Regions from separate parts of the Mus musculus genome. Here region 1 is linked to region 2. Evidence: chromatin contacts called from ENCODE POLR2A ChIA-PET data. All regions are on one chromosome and are shown on one strand. Each heading gives the region's core, a stretch centred on a gene start or an enhancer-like site at or near the end of the contact. The rest is flanking DNA. Distances are from core to core; before and after follow the strand shown.

What was found. ChIA-PET counts read pairs that join two places held with the same protein, here RNA polymerase II (POLR2A).
Region 1: POLR2A ChIA-PET joins it to region 2 with 12 read pairs in embryonic stem cell. The contact joins the promoter of Rpl19 here to the promoter of Pip4k2b in region 2. POLR2A ChIA-PET finds 5 or more read pairs at or near these places in 3 of 5 experiments (Patski and embryonic stem cell).

What each region holds. Positions count from the first base shown.
Region 1 is chr11:98,022,718-98,029,868 of GRCm38, reverse strand. It overlaps Rpl19 (ribosomal protein L19), which reads right to left and starts at 2,945. Exons shown (of 6, transcript NM_009078.2): 1 at 2,879-2,945; 2 at 1,940-2,046; 3 at 1,401-1,523; 4 at 354-474; 5 at 1-94. The coding sequence starts at 2,883. It also overlaps a transcript of Cacnb1 not described here.
Region 2 is chr11:97,741,430-97,749,017 of GRCm38, reverse strand. Pip4k2b (phosphatidylinositol-5-phosphate 4-kinase, type II, beta) reads left to right here and starts at 4,314. Exons shown (of 10, transcript NM_054051.1): 1 at 4,314-4,572. The coding sequence starts at 4,414. Cwc25 (CWC25 spliceosome-associated protein) reads left to right here. Exons shown (of 10, transcript NM_026186.4): 9 at 896-1,057; 10 at 1,549-3,548. The coding sequence ends at 1,663. Mir8102 (microRNA 8102) reads right to left here and starts at 4,121; the gene lies at 3,983-4,121.

The DNA.
Region 1 (7,151 bases), core at 1,696-4,195, 280 kb before region 2:
GGCCTTGTCTGCCTTCAGCTTGTGGATGTGCTCCATGAGGATGCGCTTGTTTTTGAACACATTCCCTTTGACCTTCAGGTACAGGCTGTGATACCTGCAGGAGACAGTGTAACTCTGGTTAACAGTGGGACATGTGGGTTTGTTCCTCTCCCCAAGGTCACTAAGTCTGTTATTACAGGGACTCCAGTCCCCAAAGGCTTTGGGGGCAGCTCCTACACACTACCTGCCTGGCCAATTTAAATCTTAGGCTACTGATAGCATAAGGGGAAAATAACCCACTTCTCTGGCGGATTCCCTGTTCAAACTGAGACAGAGATGGATGAAAAGACAAAGCCATAAAAGTGGGAGCTTACATATGGCGGTCAATCTTCTTGGATTCCCGGTATCTCCTGAGAAGCCGGCGCAGGATCCTCATCCTTCTCATCCAGGTCACCTTCTCAGGCATCCGAGCATTGGCAGTACCCTTCCTCTTCCCTGAGCAAGAATTAGAATCGAGACTCTTTAAGTTTTAAGTTACTCACCAGAGGCAACTGAGCTGTCTTCCCCTCACCTGTCTTTCATTTTAAGAAATATTAGGTCCATCCAAACACTTAATTTCTGTTACCTACTGAGTCAAGAGAAGACAAACAGCAGAGACGGATGGATGGCTCTGCACAGGTCAGAGCTGTATAGAGGACAGTCTCAATAAACACAGACATTAACAACTAATTTCTCCTTTCAGGGCTGGGGACAGCACTAAAGCGGGTCTTGAAATTGAGATCCACCAGCTTTAGCACAAACTCTCACTCTATGAGCCATGAGGCTGTGGCAGGACAAAGGGTAGTATGTATGACCCCCTATCCTGTAAACAACAATGGCCCTACAAGTCATTTCCCCAAACAGGTGGGCCACGAGAGCTGGGACCAAACTTCACATCCCCTGCATGATCATCAGTAAGCGTACCCCAACTTCCTAGCCACCCCTTTCAATCCCATTTAAAAACATCCAGTAAGCTGGGCAGTGGTGGTGCACGCCTTTAATCCCAGCACTCGGGAGGCAGAGGCAGGCAGATTTCTGAGTTCAAGGCCAGCCTGGTCTACAGAGTGAGTTCCAGCACAGCCAGGGCTACAGAGAAACCCTGTCTTGAAAAAAAACAAAAAACAAAAAACACCCAGTAGAATCCCCAGCATAAGCAGAATGTAGGGACTTAATGCTGACATCTTTTCCCACCAACAAACTCAGCACTAGTGCCAACTTGTATCCATGCAAAAGAAGATAGTTACCACCCAGCAACTGCACAAGATGGGAGAAAAAATATCACCAGTGTGAATGTAGAGCCGGACCGGTCTTAAGCTTGCTGACAAGTGCTCTACCCAGTGTACCCATCTAAGAGGCAGAGTGAAAGGCTAGACCATTCTCACCTATGCCCATATGCCTGCCCTTCCGTCGGGCCAGGGTGTTTTTCCGGCAACGAGCCCGGGAATGGACAGTCACAGGCTTGCGGATGATCAGCCCATCCTTGATCAGCTTCCTGATCTGCTGACCTGGGAAGGCACAACACACCCGTTAGTAAAGTGCCAGCCACAAAAGTCAAGCTCTTACCCTTGACCCAACATCCTGAAAAGGAGATGAAATCCTGGAATACTTATTTTAAAAAGAACATTTACCTCGTAAATATTTCATAGCATATTGGTGTATCTGAAATGCAGTTTAACAAAGTACTTGGTCTGATACTAACAAGGCTTGCTTCTGTCTTGAAACCTCATCCAACATCCTCCAGTCTTTAAATATCAAAAACTTCCACGGGACATAAAATACTCACTTTACTCATAAATTATTAATGTAACACGAGATGGTTGCACCCTATAAACTATTTCTATATACAATGATATATGTATAAGACATACATACTTATCTCCTTATAGGTAGATAGTGAGTGAGGGTGACAGATCATACTCACGGGAGTTGGCATTGGCGATTTCATTGGTCTCATTGGGATCCAACCAGACCTTCTTTTTCCCGCAGCGGAGGACACTAGAGGCAAGCCTCTTCTGTAGCCTGAGCATACTGGGTACACAGAAAGCACTAGTAAGCCCTGGAAGCGACATCTGAACAACAACAAACACTCCAAGCAAAATCTTCCCTCTAAAATATACACCAGTATGCATACATTTCTATTAAGGGCAAACACACCCCCTAGACCTAAAATTTTTGCCACCCCTTCCTGTCCTCTAATAACTATTTCCAAAGCAAGGCCTTAAATCCAAACCAAGAAAGACCTGGGCAATGAACGTGGCCAAAGTGGCCAGCCATTTGAGATCTGGGGTGGGGGGAAGGGGTGCTTAAGCTCTTCCGGGTACTTGGCTCGGTGAAGACTTTAATGTTAAGGATCAGACACGAATTGATCAGACTCGACTGTGACGCAGCCTGTTTACCCAGAACAGGCGAGGCTCTTTGCTTTCTGGGCTCTTTTTCACGTTAATAAACCTCGTCCAGCCGTTCGGGCGGAAGCCGACCCGGCACCTCATCCTCCGCACTCGGAGGCCTGGCCTTGCCCGAGACTTGTCCCACGTTACATGGTAGGGGTCTGTTGGGCTCCGGCGAGCCGAGGAGCCACTCAGGGCCCTGTCGCCGCTGCTCTCCCCGCGCCCTGCCTCACAACGCGTGACAGGCAGAGAGCGGCGCCCGCGGGAGATCTTCGGGCCTCGGCGTCCCGCGTTCCACCCTCCCTAGGCCCAGGCCGTGCGCGCTCTCCGCGCTCCGGGTGCGGCCGCACCACGCTCGCCTCCCCTCTCCCCTCTGCCATCCGGGGTCCCGGCCCCGATCCCTGCCAAGCCTTGCCGGCCCCGTCGGCCCCGTCGACCTCATCGGCCAAGAACCGAGAGCCGGGCCCGCTCACCTCATGGCTGCGGCCGCAGCAGCGAAAGGAAAGAGCTTGTGGGCCGCAGGCTCCGCCCATTATCTGCGAAGGGGAGAGCCCAAGCCCCACTCCATGATTGTCTGTATTTACGCTACGCTATTTCACCTTATTTCATCTCACACTAATTTGTTTTCTTCCTAAAAAATCGTGATCCTAGATACTGGAGATCGAGAATCAGTTTTAAACTGTAAAACACAAAAGACCTACCCCTTTCGTCGGGCAAAATGGTTCAGTCCGACTCCGCGGCGCACATGCGCAGTGAGGGCGTTTGGTCACGTGGTCCTCTGGGTAGCCGGAAGTCACGCTAAGTCGCGCAGGCGGCGTGAGGAGGGTTTGGCCTGGACGGCCTGGTCTTCGCGGAGGGCTAGCGGTCTGTGAAAGGTTTCTAGATTAGCTGGGAGAAAAGGAGCGAAGGGAGTGTTAGAGAATAAGGACGGCGGAGAGCCAGCGGACACTACCCCGCTTTCGCTCCCAGAGAGTAGTAGCTCGCGCGCAGGCAAAAACCAAGAGATTTTTCTCAGTGCCCCCGCAGATCCCTATCTCTGGATGCTTCCATTTCAATCTCCATTGTAGTCTGAACCTAAGCCTCGTATTTCTGTCATCCACTTGTGAAAATCATATGCATCTACTATTACAAAAAAGGCGTTAGCACAAGCAAGCGGAACCAATCTCGTTTGGCTCAATCTGCACTGTAGCAAGTCCGTGTGAGGAGACCCTACATTGACTAAACGAAGGGTTGTCAGAACAAAAAAGGACGAATGGCTTTGGAGACCTCTGACTGAAAACCCAAAGAGAATGTTCTGGGGGCCAAAAGTTCAAATATCTGGAGCTCCGGAGCGGAGCAGCTGGCTTACTCCCTTAATCCTGTCAGGAAATGATATGGACCCAAATTTAAGGTGGTCCAGGCAATCTGGGCTACAGAATAAGACCCCAGTACTTGGGAGGCAGAAGGATCAGAATTTCAAGGCCACCCTTAGCGACATATGGAGTTCAAGGCCAGCCCGGATATTGGGAGCCCCGATTAAAAAACAAACCCAAAAACCAGGGAGTGGGACTAGAGATGGCACAGGCTTGTGCGTTTGCAATGGATTGCAGTTGGATTCCCAACATCCATATCTGCCTGTAAACATTCAGAACTGTCAGTAACTCCTTGCTACCTGGTGCCCTGTGCCAGTCTCATGCGCTGGCACAGTGAGGTAGAGCAGATATGATGGCATGCATGGATATGCACATAAATAAAAATAACCCTGTTTTTTAAAAGTCCTAGACCCAAGCTGGGTATTGTAGTATGTACCAGCACTCAGGAGGCAAAGGCAGGTGGATCTCTGTGAGTTTGAGAACAGCCTGGTCTAGATCAGGGTTCTGGTCCTCTTGCTTACTTGAATCAAGAGTCTTTCTTTTTCTCTGCTTGTTTTTGAGACAAGGTCCTGTTATGTAGCCTAGGATGGCCTCAACTCTATCTTCCTGCCTCTACCTTCTCTCCAGTGCTTGAATTGCACTTACAGGTCTGCGTCTCTGTGCTTGGTTGCTATCTTCTTTGAATTTTCTAAGCAGTAAAATGAGCTGAGAGTTAAAAGGAAAGAGCCAGGGTAAGAAACATACTTATGCACTATCTCAGAAATAGTCAACTTTTAAAAAAATCTTCATTTTGGCCAGGCAGTGGTGGTGGTGCACGCCTTTAATCCCAGCACTTGGGAGGCAGAGGCAGGTGGATTTCTGAGTTCAAGGCCAGCCTGGTCTACAGAGTGAATTCCAGGACAGCCAGGACGACACAGAGAAACCCCGTCTCAAAAACCCAAAACAACAACAAAACAAACAAGCAAGCAAAAAATAAATAAATAAAAAATCCTCATCTTGGTGGTGCTGCACGCCTCCAAGCCCAGCATTTAGGAGGCAGATCTCTGGAAGTTCATGGTCAGCCTGGGCCAGATGAGCTACATAATGAAACCCTGTCTCCAATCATCAAATAAAACAAACAAACAAAAATCTACATTGTTTTACAACTTATGAAACAGACTGGGTTTCTTTCTTCTCCCTTCTCTTCTTCTTCCTCCTCCTTTTTGTGGGAGGATCTGTAGACCTTACCCAGTCTGCACGTCCTCTGTAAAACAGGCTGACCTTGTACTCACAGAGGCCTGCTGCCCCTGCCTCTAGAATGTTGAGGTTAAAGGCCCTCCTGTCATTCCTAGCTAGAGAGGCCCATGCTGCTGCCTCTTGCCAGGCTCTGTTGTCCTCAGTGTGCAGACAGGAACCCTGCCAGTGTTGGCAATGTTCATGGTTTCCTCACTACTCAGGGTCCTTATCAGATGATGTGATCAGAGAATGAACATCACTTCTCAGAATCCACAGTGAGGAATCCAAACAGCACACAGGCTCTAGGCAAGCAAAACGCAGAAAATAGTCTTTATTTTAGGGCACTGGACGTTGGCAAAGCTGCTTCTTCTTCTTCTTCTTCTTCTTCTTCTTCTTCTTCTTCTTCTTCTTCTTCTTCCTCTTCTTCTTCCTCTTCTTGTTTTTCGAGACAAGGTTTCTCTGTGTAGCCCTGACTGCCCTGGTTCTGGAACTCACTTTGTAGAAGACCAGGCTGTCCTCACTCTGCCTCCCAAGTGCTGGGATTAAAGGCGTGCACCACCACTGCCTGACTTCATCTTTTTTGTTTGTTTGTTTTTCGAGACAGGGTTTCTCTGTATAGTCCTGGCTGTCCTGGAACTCACTTTGTAGACCAGGCTAGCCTGGAACTCAGAAATCTGCCTGCCTCTGCCTCCCGAGTGCTGGGATTAAAGGCGTGCGCCACCATGACTGGCTCCGGCTTCATCTTCTTATCTCTCTGCTCTCTGAGCTGGATGGAGGAGGAAGAACTGGTCCTCTTGCCACAGATGGCTCCCATGCTGCTCATTAAGCACCCCCAGAAGCCCAGCCATCATTTTTTTGTTGTGGGACTTTTTTTGTTTGTTCATTCATGTTTTTTTTTAAGGTTTATTTTATTTATATGAGTTACTGTAGATGTCTTCAGACACATCAGAAGAGGGTATCAGAAGCCATTACAAACGGTTGTGAGCCAACATGTGGTTGCTGGGAATTGAACTCAGGACCTCTGGAAGAGCAAATAGCTAGTGCTCTTAACCACTGAGCCATTTCTCCAGCCTCCTTGTTCATTCATGTTTTGTGACAGGGTCTCTCTATGTAGCTAAGGCTGGCCTCAAACTCATGATGTGATCTAGGCTGGCCTCAAGCCCCCAACATGGCTGTACACCATCAGACCCAGCTTCTGGGCCTCTTACTGTTCTCTCATCTTGCCAAGAATTTCAGTGGGCAAAGATACCATAGTATTAGCAACACTGTAGGAAACAAAGAATGCTTGTTTGTTTATTTGAGACGGGGCTTCTCTATGTAGCCCAGGTTGTCCTGAGGGTCACTATGTAAATGAGGCTGACCTGCCTCTGTCTCCATAGTGTTGGGATTAAATGTGTGCTCCACCACTGCTTGGTGGAGGTCGACCCTTTTAGGATCCAATAACCAGCTGAGCCGGAGCCACAGTTCTGGGACATTTGTTCCTCAGTCAAGGATAAAGGAGAGAGACAACCCTAGGTCAACAGTCATGGTGTATAATTTTGAATAGCTCCTCCCCCCGTTTATACTTCCTCCTCTTCCCCTTCTCTTAGAAGCAACAGGGACTTGCCAAGCCTGACTCCTGGCCTTTTGGAAGAGCCTATGAGACCTCAGTAACTGATGAGGTCGAAGCATTCCTGGGTCCCTGGATAGCAATCCTAATGTCCCTGGTGGCCTTCTTTGGACACTCACCCCATCATCCAGGCCCGGCTGGGGCCAGTAGACCTAGAGCCCGGTTGGAGAGGGAGGTCTACTCAGCTAGTTTCATGGCGGCCTGGGCCTGACACTGGGGAGAAAGGAGTTAAAGGCAGGTCCCAGGATCACAGGGACCGGGAAGTTCCGGTGGCCCAAGCTAGAGTCGCTCAGGGAGACCAGCTGAGAGAGTAGTTTGGGACAGAAAGGGAGGCGGTACCAGTCATACCGAGCGGCGTTTCACCACCTCCCCACCCCCCCATCAACGCTTGGCACACACTGGTAAACGCCCCCCACCTCCATCCCAGCCTCAAGGCCGGTTTCCCCTTAGTCCCCTGCAGGCCGCCCTCATCCCAGTCTAATCGGAGGACAGCGATCGAGCCCCTCCACGTTCTGGAGGCCAGCGGGGCTACGCCACTCGGCCATTGTCTGCGCGCAGCCGGTTGAGGGG
Region 2 (7,588 bases), core at 3,065-5,564:
GATGTCTGACATTGTTAAGTGGTGACTAATCTGGTTCATCACTTCCTTTTTTTGTTCTAACTTCATTTAGGATGGATGCCAGGGAAGCCGATCTACCTATTATATCCCTACCTATTATATCAAGTTAAGTCAGGTTGCTGGCATCTAGCTTCATCCCAAGGTGGTACCTTATGTTCTTGGGTTGTATCCATGAGCGTGTGTGTCGTGTACAGCCTTGCTCACACACAGAGACCAGAGGAGGACATTGACCTCGACCTTATTCCCTGAGCCGGGTTCTTACTGAGTCTGCAGCTCAGTGGTAGCCAAGCTAAGAGGCCGCCAGCTCCTGGGGTTTGCCTGGTTTGCCCACTAATGGTAGGGATCCAGGCATGTGTGGCTGTGCTCAGCTTTTACAGGGGAGCTGTGGCTTTGAACTCAAAACTTCAGCCTTGCACAGCAAGTACTCTTGAGCCAGTCTCAACTTGTAGCCATGGGCTTTTGTTTTTGCTTTGGTTTTTATCCATGGGTTTGTAAGCATCTCTTATGGAGTGTGAAATAGCAATAGTCACGCGGATGGCCCGGTCCTTTGTTTTGTAAGCTCTTAGCGGTGCAGTGACTAACGTATTATAAGGTTAGGTTCCTGACTAGCTCTCAGTCTATTTCATAGTTGTTTTAAAATAATTATCCTAGAGATTACTTAGTGTGATTATGAAATCCTTCACTGAAGTCTTCATGGTTTGGTTGGAACCATCTGCCTGAGGCATCAGAAGGAAGGAAACTCACCTAAGCATGGCGTTGCTCCTTCTTGGGGACCCGAGCTGGCAAGCCTGTGACCTGCCTGCATGCGGAGCTGCTTCTGTCCTGTTTGTTTTGCTGGGGAAGGAATAGAACCTGGGATTGTTTTTGTGCTCAACAGAAAACTCTCAGCAGAGGAACTAGAGCGGAAACGGCAGGAGATGATGGAAAATGCCAAGTGGAGGGAGGAGGAGAGGCTCAACACCCTCAAGAGGCACGCCAGGGAGGACGAGCGGGAGCACAGGCTGGAGAGGTTGGACTCTCGGTCCGGCAAGTTCCTCCAGTAAGTGACTGCTCATACCTGGGCCCCACCTGCATGGGCTCCACGAGGTCATGTGGCAGCTGGCCCACTGCTGGGGCTGGTGGTGCTGTTGTCTGTGTCCAGAGACCTCAGAACTCAGCCTTGGGACCACTCTTGGTACTGTTCCCAGTTTCTAACCAGATAATAGCATTTTTACTTGACATAGAAAAAGTAATTGGTATTTTTCCCAAATCACTGAAATTCCTTGGCCTTCCTTTTAAGTAAAAATTTGTGGCTCAGAAAACCTTTTTCCAATGAAACTTGACTTGTTTTCCAAAACAGATGAGTTTTCCCTTATGGACATTTAAAAGCCCTGGCTCCAGATGGAGTCCTTTGAAAATTGTCTATGTGGGCTGAAAAGAACTTGTATTTCTACAGTTCCTTTCTGGCTGCAAACCTGTTTCTTCTGATTCTGCCAGGGCTGACCAGTTGAAATGTCCTTTTTCCCCACTCCCCTGTCTTTCCTTCCCTAGCCGCATGAAGCTGGAGAGTGCGTCGACCTCCTCCCTGGAGGACCGCGTGAAGCGCAACATCCATTCCCTACAGCGGACGTCGGTGGCCCTGGAGAAGAACTTCATGAGGAGATGAGAACCAGTCTCTTGTACTGTTTTGCCTGAATTTTCCAGGGAGGCTACTGACTCCTTAAAATTCTCTTTATAAGAGTTCAGATGGCTTCCTGTACAGATGAGAACCCACCACTGTTCAAGTGCCCTTTGTCCACTGACTCCTGAAACACTTCACATCCGTTAAACACTGATGTGACCTGAATCGGGGCTCCTCAGGAACTTTGGCTGGATGTGGATGCACTGTGGGGTTTGACTGTGTTTTAGTGGCTGCCACTGGACGGCTTGGATGCTTGTTATCCCTCTTCCCTCCCACCTGAATGAATGGATCAGACTTCCAGAGGCCTCTCTTAAGAGCCACCCAGATGGACGGTGCTCACTGGGATAAACAAACATTGACTTTATTTAGTAGATTATGTGACAGGATAGCCAAGCATCAGGAAGAGCCAAGAATTGAAGAAGCTGGAAGAGAAAACAGAACCAAAAGCCCTAAGTGAACTGCTACCCACCCGGGCTTTACGCTGTAATGGTGTGATGTGTATATACAAATGTATAGTTCTATATTTGCTTTAAAAAAGTTAGCCTTGGGAGAACATTTTGTTGGATGACCTTGTCAGAAAAGTAACACAGTAGTTACTGGTAACAGAGGGATACTGACCTTCTTTGTCATTTGGACATGACTTTGTCCTCTACAAATGTGTTAGGCTACATTTATAGGTATGTACTGGCTTCAGGAAGGACACACCTGCCAAGGGACATACATATCCTCCTCTGTTCCTCGGCATCCTACAGTGGGCACCCAGTGGGGCAGGAATCAGGACCCATGTTGTCCGATGACTCCTGAAAGAAAATACTTGGGAAGCTTTTTGCTTTCTGGCTAATTTTTATTTGTTTGTTTGTTGAGGCAGGGTCTCTTGTAGCTCAGGCTAGCTTTGATTGGACCGGGGAGCTGACGGTGACCCTGCACTTTAGCTCCTCTGACCACACACAGTTGCTGCTCCTGCCACTGCTGCTTTGTGGTTTGTCTGTGATACAGGGCCCTTGCTGGTCCAGGGCAGCCTGATGGTGGCTCTCCTGCCTCAGCCTCCTGAGTGCTGGCTGCGGTTAGGCCATCCCCATCCTCCAGCTGCCTTTATCCTGTAATAACTAAAAATCTAAGACAAGACTCAAGGGGCCACACCCATGTCTTTACTGCCATTCCTTTCTCTATTCTTTCACCAGAAGCCCTCATTTGTTTGACCAGGGAACTTCTAGGTGCTTTTTAAACAGACGACAGATTCACCCTAGCGGTAGCTGACCTTAAACTGTAGATCTCCTGTTTTAGTCTCTGGAGCTGTGATTACAGACCATCTGGCCCTCAGAGGTGCTCTTAATTCATATATTAAGCCATTTCGTTGTTCTACCAGTTCCTAATTTCTCCTAAAATATGTTTGGATTTAAGCACTAAAATTCCAGTCACTGTAATTATTGTTGTTGTTACTTTTTGAGACAGGGTTTCTCAGTATAGATAGCCCTGGCTGTCCTGGAACTCACTCTGTAGACCAGGCTGGCCTTGAACTCAGAAATCTGCCTGCCTCTGCCTCCCAAGTGCTGGGATTAAAGGCATGCGCCACCACGACCGGCTGGCACTGTAATTCTTAAAACTCAGTTTCTCCCCAGACAATATAACATTATTCATTTAATCATCTCATCCTTCTGCCCTATGTTATAGTTAATTATGGCTTTTATTTTATTACTTGGTAATAAAGGCTACATTTATTTTTGTAACTGTGTAGAGCGATCTACCACGTGCCTGGTACTGAGTCTTGATATCCCAAGTGTTGACCTGTGATTTGTGTCGGATACAGAGACCCTTCGACCAAGTGGAATTACATAATAAACCATGGGCAGTTTATTCGAGATTTCTTGGAGCAAGAATGAAAGGATTATTACAATACGCGTCTACAGATGCTAGTGGTGTCTAAACTTGACCATCGGGATAGAGGAGGCTAGGCGGCAGGTGGGTGGGCGCGCGGCCCATTCATAAAACCTAGGATTCCCGGCCTGCTCCTCTGATTGGCCCCCGGGAAAGGGGGCGTACCTTGCGGGTGGAGCGAGCCGTCGGCCCAGGGGAGTGGGAAGATCCACGCTTGGGTGGAGCGAGGGGGCGGTCCCTGGTTTTCTAGGCAGGACTTCCTTTCCCCTTTGCCGCGTTACTCCTCTGTCCCCCGGGGTGGAGATGGTATGTTCCAGCTTCTTCTCATGCCGGCCCCTCTTCCCCTCCCGAAGCGGCGGCGCTGCCGCCATTTTAGTACTTCATGTGGAGGCAAAGTCAAAGCCCGGCCTTGAGGGTGTCCGAGTAGGGAGCCCTTCTTGCCGAGTGCCTCGAGGCTGTCCATCCCCAGTCTTCCTCGTTCCCCCGCGTGAAGCCGGCTGGGTTCCCTTCAGGCCGGGAGAGGAGGAGTGGGCGGGGCAGCTGCAAGCGCCCGGGGACGGGCGGTACCATTCCGACGGGGAGGGGAGAGCCGGGATCCAGTGGGCGGTGCCGCCCGGGGGCGGGGTGAGGATCAGGCTGGCCTGCTCCCCGGGGCGGGGCGGGGCGGGGCGGGCCGGCGCAGCGAGGGCGGGGCGTGGGGCGGACGGAACCACCGGGGCGGGGTGGGGAGGTAACGGGACGGGCGCGACCATGGCTCGGTGAGGCAGCGGGGGTGGGGATCGGTTCGGGGGAGGCCTGGGGCCGCTCGCTGGTGCGCTGTCTCCGCCGCCCCCCCTTTCGCCGCCGCCGCCGCCCCGGGCATGTCGTCCAACTGCACCAGCACCACGGCGGTGGCGGTGGCGCCGCTCAGCGCCAGCAAAACCAAGACCAAGAAGAAGCATTTCGTGTGCCAGAAAGTGAAGCTATTCCGGGCCAGCGAGCCGATTCTCAGCGTCCTGATGTGGGGGGTGAACCACACGGTAACCAGCTTCCCCGTGCGCGCCCCCACTCCCTCCGGCCTCGCCACGCTCGCCCCGCGGGTGACGCCTGCAACCCTTCCGCCGAGCCACTTGCATGCCCGCCCACCCGTGCACGCTGTCCGGCCGGGCGTGCACTCCCCGTTCGCCACGCGAGGCCTGGTGTCCCCGTGCTATGCCGTCGTCGTTTCCCCTTCGCTCCAGCCCCTCTGGCTTCTTGTGTCCGTATGCTGGCTCCGTGCAACCCCGGAGCTTCCGAGGGAAGGCCTGGGTGCTGCAACGACGCTGCTTCTACCCTCAGCGTGTTTGTTGCATGGCTATTCCGCTTGTCTCTTATAGCTGGCTACCACATCATTGCTCAGTTGACAGGGCAAGTGGGACTGGCTTGCCTGAATGTTCCTGTTTGTGGTCCTTTGGGTGGTATGGCTGCTCAAAGTTTCCCATCTTCTAGGCCTCCTTACCCCTGACTGTGGACATCCTCTCTGGGTTTCCTTTTTTTCTTCTTCTTCTTCATGAAGACGTATCAACTGGAGAAGCAGAGACTTCTCCAAACCACAGACACTTGACTTGTGTTCCCATGGATGAAGGATAAGTGCGAGCACAAGGCCCGAGGGAGTGTAGACTTGGTTATGGAAATAATGTATCTTCCTCGTTCTTCTGTGATGTTTCAAAGCCATTGACTTCTCGTATGGTTTTCCAGGGTGTGATAATGGTGATTACTGTCTCAGATGAGTGGTCCTTTGGGTCCTGGGTGCTTTGGGATGGTGCAGCAGCCTCTGCCAAGAAGTTGGATGTGGCCGACGTTAGCTGGTTGGCTCTGTTTATGTGCTGTTTGTTTGGGATCTGCTCTCTTTCGGTGGCTTGCTCTCTGCCTTCTCACCGTTTCTTTGTGAGTCCCTACACTGAGAGCAAACAGAGGAAGTGAAAAGACCTGAGGTGCTGACTCCACCAGCCACAAGTTTAGAATGGGGGTGGGTGGGGGGAGGATAACGGGTCGGGTCTCCTTCGGATTTCATTCTTTAGGCTCCATGACTTTTCTGAACACTTGAAATTGTCTACAAGACCAAACAATGACCCAGGGACCCAGGGTCAGGGAGACTTCATTTTCTCTTGCTTTGGTAGAAGACCTAGAGGGTCCTTTGGCTAGAGATTGAGGGACAGCCACCTACACCAGCGTAGATCTCCACGTCTTAGAGAAGAGCGCATGTGTTTGTGAGGTCCTCTCAGGCCTCTTAGTCTTGGGCACATTCCCCTTTTCCATGGAATCCCTGGGCTTAATGAGTGTCCTGGCCGGGAAGTGGGATGCCCGGACCTCTAAAGGAGCTGGACATCAACAGTGAGCAGAGCTTGCTCCTCTTGCTTCGGGGGTCATCTGACATTCCCAGGGAAACTGGGTCAGCAAATTGTGAACCCTGCATCCCTTTCTGGGAGTCACTCCTTGATTTTGTTTGACATCTGGCCTCTCACTAGAAAGCATCCTGTAGCAAAAGCCTGAAGGTGGGTAACTTCATTTCACTCCGGAGACCGAACAGAGCCTTTGGCTCGGGGGTAGCTTGCCTATGCTTGCCGTGAAGATACAGTTCCTTGTCCAGCACCAAGAGGCTCTGTTGGTTAGTGGCGGTTCTTGAGTGACAGGCCTTTTGTTCCTTTTACTCTCTCAGCCATGACCAAGCATCTCAACTTGAATATATACTGGGGAAAGGTGTGTGTGTGTGCACACGCGCACACTCACTGGGCATGCCGGTTCCTGGGATTGTATATGGTATTTGGATGGTATTTGGTTTTCTCATGGGCAAGCAATAAGTCTGCGAAGACCTGGGCATCTGATGGAAAACTGAGGGCAAGAGAGCATGGTGGTTACTGTTGCCCTTTGCTAACTTGAAGGAAGTTTGGTGGGCTAGCTGGAAAAGCCCTGACTTTCCAGGATCCACAGGGATCTGCATACAGGTGGGAGGAGGACCTGGAGCACCACTGCCCTGTATGGGTGAGCTTTGAAGGTTAGGTAGTTAGTGAGTTAGCTGGCTTGCTTCCTTCTGTTCTACCATAAGGTGTCGAGGTGCCCTGTGAGATATGTGTGCCCAGAAGGCCATAACATCTTGCCGTTTCTCCAGGGCATCAGGGCCCAGTTGCTCCTGGCGGGTGGCTGGCCTCCCTCGAGGGTTCCCTTTCTTCAGAAGTGCCCTGTTACACCTCTTTGCCACTTAAGATTTCAGATACCACCTTCCCTTCAGTCCTTCGGGGTCTCAGTGTTTAAAGCCTTCAGTCATGCTGGTCTAGAGCTAAGATGGCATATTGGATGGGAATGCCCATGTCTTCAGCAAAAGCCAGCTACCTTCTCATGAGCTAGTTGCTTTCTTTACTTCTGAGTGGAAAAGAGAAACCTTTAAAAGAAAAAAAAAGAAAAAAAAAAAGCTGGGCAGTGGTGGCGCACGCCTTTAATCTCAGCACTTGGGAGGCAGAGGCAGGCAGATTTCGGAGTTCGAGGCTAGCCTGGTCTACAAAGTGAGTTCCAGGACAGCCAGGGCTACACAGAGAAACCCTGTCTCGAAAACAAACAGTCAATCAATCAATCAATAAAAAGAACTGGCTTGTTTTTGCTTTGAGAGAGGCATTTGAACTCAGTGTAATTAAGGGAGTCCCTGGATAAGACATTCAGCCCCTTGTGTCCCTCAGTGGAGGCAAAGAGGGTAGAGAGGATGTTAGACCCGACAGAGGAGGACTAGTGAGGAAAGAAAAAGTCACCTGGGGTCTCAGCGGATGAAGCTTGGGTACTTCAGAGGGTCTGGGTTCTCTCTGAAGGAATGCAGCACTGGAAGGCCTCCCCGTCTGGTGGTTGTGGGTCCCTTTAGGAACCACATAGACGTGGCACATCATGAGGAAGAGTGGTGGCAGTTGATGGTAACTCTGTATTTACTCTTTTGAGAAACCGCCAGCTCTTCCCCGGAGTGGCTATACCGGCTATACCGTTGTGCGTTTCCGCCAGCAGCCTGTGACGCGGTTACTCCAGATCCTTGCTCCC